Linked DNA regions of Mus musculus: region 1 is linked to region 2. The links are chromatin loops, found by intact Hi-C in ENCODE. Cell type or tissue: gastrocnemius. All regions are shown on one strand. Each heading gives the region's core, and the rest is flanking DNA. Links, peaks and the distances in the headings are about the cores only.

Evidence for each region. Hi-C counts contacts between places; a loop is a spot of excess contacts. Peaks named below come from ENCODE experiments on the same cell type or tissue, not always from the same donor. Only the 100,000 strongest peaks of a DNase experiment are listed, where the experiment ranks them.
Region 1: a loop joins it to region 2, with 5 times the contacts of the local background. A loop is called at or near these places in 2 of 42 quality-filtered maps.

The regions. Positions count from the first base shown.
Region 1 is chr8:47,603,345-47,606,252 of GRCm38, forward strand. No RefSeq gene overlaps it. Among named protein-coding and RNA genes, the nearest start is that of Gm39172, 10 kb to the left of the region's middle. In gastrocnemius, for the core only: no CTCF peak of the experiment used is centred there; no DNase peak of the experiment used is centred there; H3K4me3 peaks cover 636 bases; H3K27ac peaks cover 2,500 bases.
Region 2 is chr8:47,673,707-47,676,614 of GRCm38, forward strand. It overlaps Ing2 (inhibitor of growth family, member 2), which reads right to left and starts at 1,453. Exons shown (of 2, transcript NM_023503.3): 1 at 800-1,453. The coding sequence starts at 974. It overlaps AA386476 (expressed sequence AA386476), which reads left to right and starts at 1,685. Exons shown (of 1, transcript NR_166692.1): 1 at 1,685-2,908. In gastrocnemius, for the core only: a CTCF peak has its summit at 1,768; DNase peaks (open chromatin) are centred at 1,531 and 2,620; H3K4me3 peaks cover 2,500 bases; H3K27ac peaks cover 2,500 bases.

The sequences.
Region 1 (2,908 bases), core at 202-2,701, 70 kb before region 2:
GAAGCCAACCATTGGACTGAGCACAGAGTCCCCAATGGAGGACCTAGAGAAAGGACCAAAGGAGCTGAAGGGGTTTGCAGCCCCACAGGAGGAACAACAATATGAACCAACCAGTACCCCCAGGACTCCCAGGAACTAAACCACCAATGAAAGAGTACACACGAAGGAACCCATAGCTCCAGCTGCATATGTAGCAGAGGATGGCCTTGTTGGTCATCAATGGGAGGAGAGGTCCTTGGTCCTGTGAAGGCTTGATGCCCCAGTATAGAAGAATGCCAGGACAGGGAAGTGGGAGTGGGTGGGTTGGTGAGCAGGGGGAGGGAGTATGGGATATGGGCCTTTTGGAGCGGAAACCAGAAAAGGGGATAACATTTGGAAATTAAATAAAGAAAATATCTAATTAAAAAAAGAAAGGAGAAAAGAAAAAAGCATCCTCGGGCAATGGCTGGTCTGTTCTCATCTTGTGGAGACTCTCTGACTCAGTGCTCCAAAATCTCTCAACCCAGCTCACTAAATTCCCTCTGGCGGGTCGTTACCAAGACAGCCCCATACTTCAAATCTCCCTCACACATACACACACACACACACACACACACACACACATCCTCTGCCTTTGTGGTGCACATGTGGCAACCCCACTCTTTGCCACCGTACCCTTCTCTCTGGAACCCAGTCAAGCCACTGCGTGAAGGAAAATGCCACACAAACTTAGTTCAGAATCAATGGTAACTCAGTCGTTGGACGCAACAACTAGAATCCTAATCTTGTAAGCTATCTAAATCCTGGCAGATTCTCCATCTAACTGGGAGACACTAGTAACTACATCTTGTCCTCACACTATCCCCATCCAAAATCCTGGCTTTTTATTTTTTATAGAAAAAATTTATAGTGAGTATCTTCCACCTGATAAATAGATAAATAAGTTGTGGCTGATTCAAACATTGGAATAATTATCTGTCAATAAACAGAAATGAAATTTTGACATGAGGCATAACATGGCTGAGCCAGTCACAGCAAACCACACGTCAAGATGCCTTTGCACAACATGTCCAGAAGAGAGGGCACCTGTTGCACCATCTGACAAACATGTGAGAGACAGCTGAGTTGTGTACCTTGAAAGGATGTATGTTACGATACACATCTCATATCTCCATAAAGCCCCACACTTCTGCTTGGCAGTTTTAAAGTGTTAATGGCTCGTTCCGGATTAGAATATAACGTTAGCGATTAGAAGACTCCGGACTGAGAACTGGGTCACCCGGATCATTAACTCCAGGTTAAAGCCATGTAGTAGGCACTGAGCACTGCCATTTAAAAGGGCAAGGCTATAAATAGCCTGGCTGATATGCCCTCCTGCTGTGTAACATGATGACTTTGCTTCCCTGACATCCTGTCAAATCTGCAGTGAGGATCTAAAGAAAACTGTCACCAACACTGCTGTGGCAGGGAAGGTGAGACCCCACCAGGGTGCTGTGTTCCTGGACACCAAAGCTCACAAGTTCAGTTAAAGCAGCAGTTCTCAACCTGTGAGTCCCGATCCCTTTGGGGACTGGACGACACTTTTACAGGGGTCACCTATCAGATGGCCTGCATATTAGATTTTTACATTATGATTTATAACAACAGCAAAACTATGATATGAAGTAGCAACGAAGATCATTTTATGGCTGGGGAACACCGCCATATGAGGAACCATATTAAAGGGTCGCAGCATCATAGAGGTTGAGAACCCAATGAGTTAAAGGATGAATGACAGAGATCTTGGCTCCGGTGCAAAGGCTAACCTGCCTGTCAACTGGTAAATCCACAACTGAGCCCCACAGTCTCATACAACAGTGTGTGTTGTGTCAGGCACAGTCTTTGGAGAGCGTTAGCTAAAGTATGTTAAATGTCAATGGAATCCTCTTGTGACCGCATAGGGCTCTCACCCAAGCAGCCCAGTGCGGTCTGGGACCAGTTCACCCAAGTTTGGGGAAGGATCTCCATTGCATCTTCAGCCTGAACAGTATGGGACAGAATTGGAGGATACTTACGAAATAAATTCTCAAAACATTATTATGGAATCCATAAGGAACCTCTGTAACTTTTTGACTGCAGTTTAACTTTACCTAGTCACTTAAAGAAGGTACAAAGAACCCCTATGACTTTCTTTATGGAAGTGCAACCCAGCATTAAGATCTTCTGAGAAGAGCCTGAGAATAACACAAATTGAGACTATGACTCCGTGAATGTCTTCAGGAGGTGGGGTGTGTGCCACCGCACGGGTGTGTAGATGTCTCCTTCTCCTCCAGTTTTGAGACGGGATCTCCCACTGAACCTAGAGCACATTGGTTCATGGAGTCTTTCTAGCCAGTGAGGTTCAGGGACCCTCTGTGTCAGTCCCCCTCTTACCCAGGTTACAGGCATACCTTCCGTTTTGCATAGATTCTAGGGATCTGAGCCTAAGCTCTCCAGCTTGCGTGGCTGTAAACTGACCGAGCCACCTTCCCAGTGCCAATGCAAGCTCAAGGCAATGGCTTCCTTTTTTACTTTTCTAGAAATGCTGGAAATGGAACCTAGGACCTCACTCACGTTAGGTAAGTGCTCACCACTGAACGGAAGCCATTCAGGTTTTTTGGTTTTTTTTGTTTTTTGGGTTTTTTTGTTTTTGTTTTTGTTTTTTTGTTTTTTGTTTTTTTTGTTTTTTGAGACAGGGTTTCTCTGTAGCTCTGGCTGTCCTGGAACTCACTTTGTAGACCAAGATGGCTTCGAACTCAGAAATCCGCCTGCCTCCACTGCATTTTATTACATACTTATACTGGAAATTACAGAGGCTGCAATTGCTTTCAAAAGACCTAGGGTCCAACTGGATTTCAGAACTCTTCACTCTGTGGTCAAGCTTTGTCTCTTATGCATAGGTCAAAGAGCA
Region 2 (2,908 bases), core at 325-2,824:
TCCGAGCAGCCCGCCGTGGCCGACTCCCGCGGGAGCGCGCGCCCCGCCCATACGACGTCACACCTGCAGGCCCCGCCCCTAGGCCGGACCCTCCCCGCCACACACTCACACACACACGCACACACACACACGGACGCACACACATACACAACACACACACCCCTTCTCCGTCTCGCCCTGCGGGGGAACCCCTCCCCCTTTAACCATTTGGCAGTAGCCGAAGAAGGGCTGAGTGAGACACCGGGCGGCCCGGAACTTTCCCCGGGGCGAGAGGGAAGCACAGACCGTCCCAGTCCCGCGCCACGCCGGGAGCTGGAGGGGGGTGGGGGTGGGGGGAGAGGCATCTCCCGAGTCCACCTCCGCCGTCCTCTCGCCCCCTCCCCCCCATACGTTCCAATGCATCTGCTCGCAGACGGAGGGAGCCCCAGCAGGCAAGGGGCTAAGCAGGCCCAGCACCCCGGTCCAGCCCCGCAACCCTGCTCGTTGCACACTCTCCAGCCCCGGGCAGGACAGTGTGCGGCACCCAACCGGCAGGCACCGGAACAAATGCTCGCTTAAAAATGGCTGATTCCCGTCCGCGGCAGCTGCAGCCAGCCGCCGGAGCTGCAACGGGGGCTGACGGACGGGCGGTCCTCGGAAGTCCTCGTCAGCCGCAGCCGGGACAGGGAGGGCCGCGAGTGTGCTGTGCCGTCCCCCCACCCAGACACACACACACACACACACAACCGCTTCCCGGCCCCACACACCAGATCGCTCGGTGCACTCGGCGCACACTGTCACCCGAAAGAAGGGAAAGTACCTTGGTATTTGTTGTCCAGCTCCCGCAGCACCGACACGTTCCTCTGCATGTCGTGGGGCAGCGACTCCACACACTCCAGGTAGTCCTGCACGTAGCAGGAGAGCAGCCGGCTCCGCTCTCCGGTCAGGAGCGCGGCCGACGAGTACAGCTGCTGCTGCTGCTGCTGCCCTAACATCCTGCCGCCGCCACCACCACCACCGCCGCCGCCGCCGCTGCTGCTGCTCCTCGCCGCCGCCGCCGCCGCCGCCTCCGCATCCAGCAGCCACACATGCAACAGCCACGACCGCCGCTCCTCCGCTCGGCAGCCCGGCGCCGCGGGGACACGGCCGCCGCTCGAGAGGGCACCGCCGAGTCCCCCGATCTCCACTCCCCCAAGAAGAAGCCCTTACTCCCCGCCCCCGCGGTAACAAGCCCAGGGGCGGGGCGAGACCGGGGCTCCCTCCGGCCCCCTCCCTCTCTAGGAGAGCGAGCAGCGGGGTTCCCCGCGGCCGATGGCGCCGGGGCTCCCAGGCAGCGACGCTGGCTGTCCCCCCCGGGGACTCCCCAGACACTACCGGGGCTGCCCGGTCGCCCGGATCCCCGTGACAAGCCCCTCGCTACCCTCTCGCCTCTCTATCAGCCTCCGTGCCTGTCGGAGTCTCACAGGACTAGTCCCCGCCCCTTGGCCAGCGACCGCATCTGCGCCTGCGCAGCACTCACTCCTAATAAGGCTGGGGCCCCGCCCCTATCGTCCTACCGAAGAGTTCGCATTCTCCCGCCTTCCCTGCGCCACCCGGGCGATTGGTCTGTCAGCTCTCGCCTGGGGGCGGGGGGAGGGTGCGGAGGCCGGCCAAACGGCAGGCCGCGCCCCGCCCCCTCTTAAAGGGACCGCATGGCTGAGCCTGCCCCCTTCGACCGAAGTCCTGACGGTTGCCCCCGAGAGGCCGGGCGACCGCTCTCTTCGTTTCTGTTCCCCTACAGGGATAGGAAGCGCCGGCTCGGCTCGCTCGGCCCCGAGTTACCGACCTTGCCTCCATCTGGCGGATCCAGCGCCTCCCTCGCGAGCCTCCAAGACAGCAGCGAGCGGCCCCTGGGCGCCGCTGGCCGAGTGAGGCCTGAGGGGGAACTAAGGCGACCCAGGGTGCAGCGGGCGCGGCTCCGGGCATGCGCGGCGACTTCCCGCCGAGCGCCCCGCGGCCACGGTCCCGGAGCACCGGGGCGGACCGCGGAGGTAGGCGGTGCGCCCTCTGCCCTTTTAAATGCGGACTCCCCGCCTTGCGTGCGGCCCCTCCACCCCCCAGCGCCGGGGTGGCTCTCAGGGTCTGCTCCCCCTCCTCGCGCTTAAGAGTTTGGTTTAGGGAGGTGGCAAGGCTGCACGCCGCCCCGGTCCCCAGTCCCAAACCATCTTAAGGAAACTGTTGTCAGATGTCGAATCGCCTAGGCATCACCCGCCAGCGAGGACACACAGTCCTCACTGTCTTTTCACTCGGCTTCACCACTAGCCAGCAGGGGATCAGTGCAGATGGGATTAGAAATCGGATCAACCACCGAGTGCGGTGCTTTCCGTGTGAGGGATTATCCGCCTTACTCCCCCAGTACCATCAGTGAAATGCCGGTAGGAGGAGCTCACTGTAATTACGGATAGACTTCCGGAATGTATATAAATATGTGAGCTGTTTTGGTTTTGGTTCTCCCCCCCCCCCCCAACCGAAATAGGTATAAGAAAGAGTAGTCGCTTAATTCAGATGAGATGCCCAATGGGAGCGGCGTCTTTGAATGAGAAGAGAGAAAACGCCAGAGTGCTAAGTTTGGGTGCTCTTGCCCGGTTTGCAGCGCTATACCTGTTGCCCGGCCTGTTCAGCACACTTTCATACAGTGGGGTATATTAAGCAGCTGTTGGGATGCCAAGGGAAACCTAGGTCCTGGTCTAGATGAAAATTTGGATTTCGACAAAACACAACGCGGAATTCGGCGTCCTGAGGACAAGGGCTATATTGGAAGGCCTGGGAACTAATGTGTTAATGTACTTTAACGCTGAGATTTTGATCAGTGGAGTATTAAGCCAACCGAGGCAAGCACAGTATTTATTGAATTTCTGAGAACGTGGGACGAATTTTCTTTCCATTATTT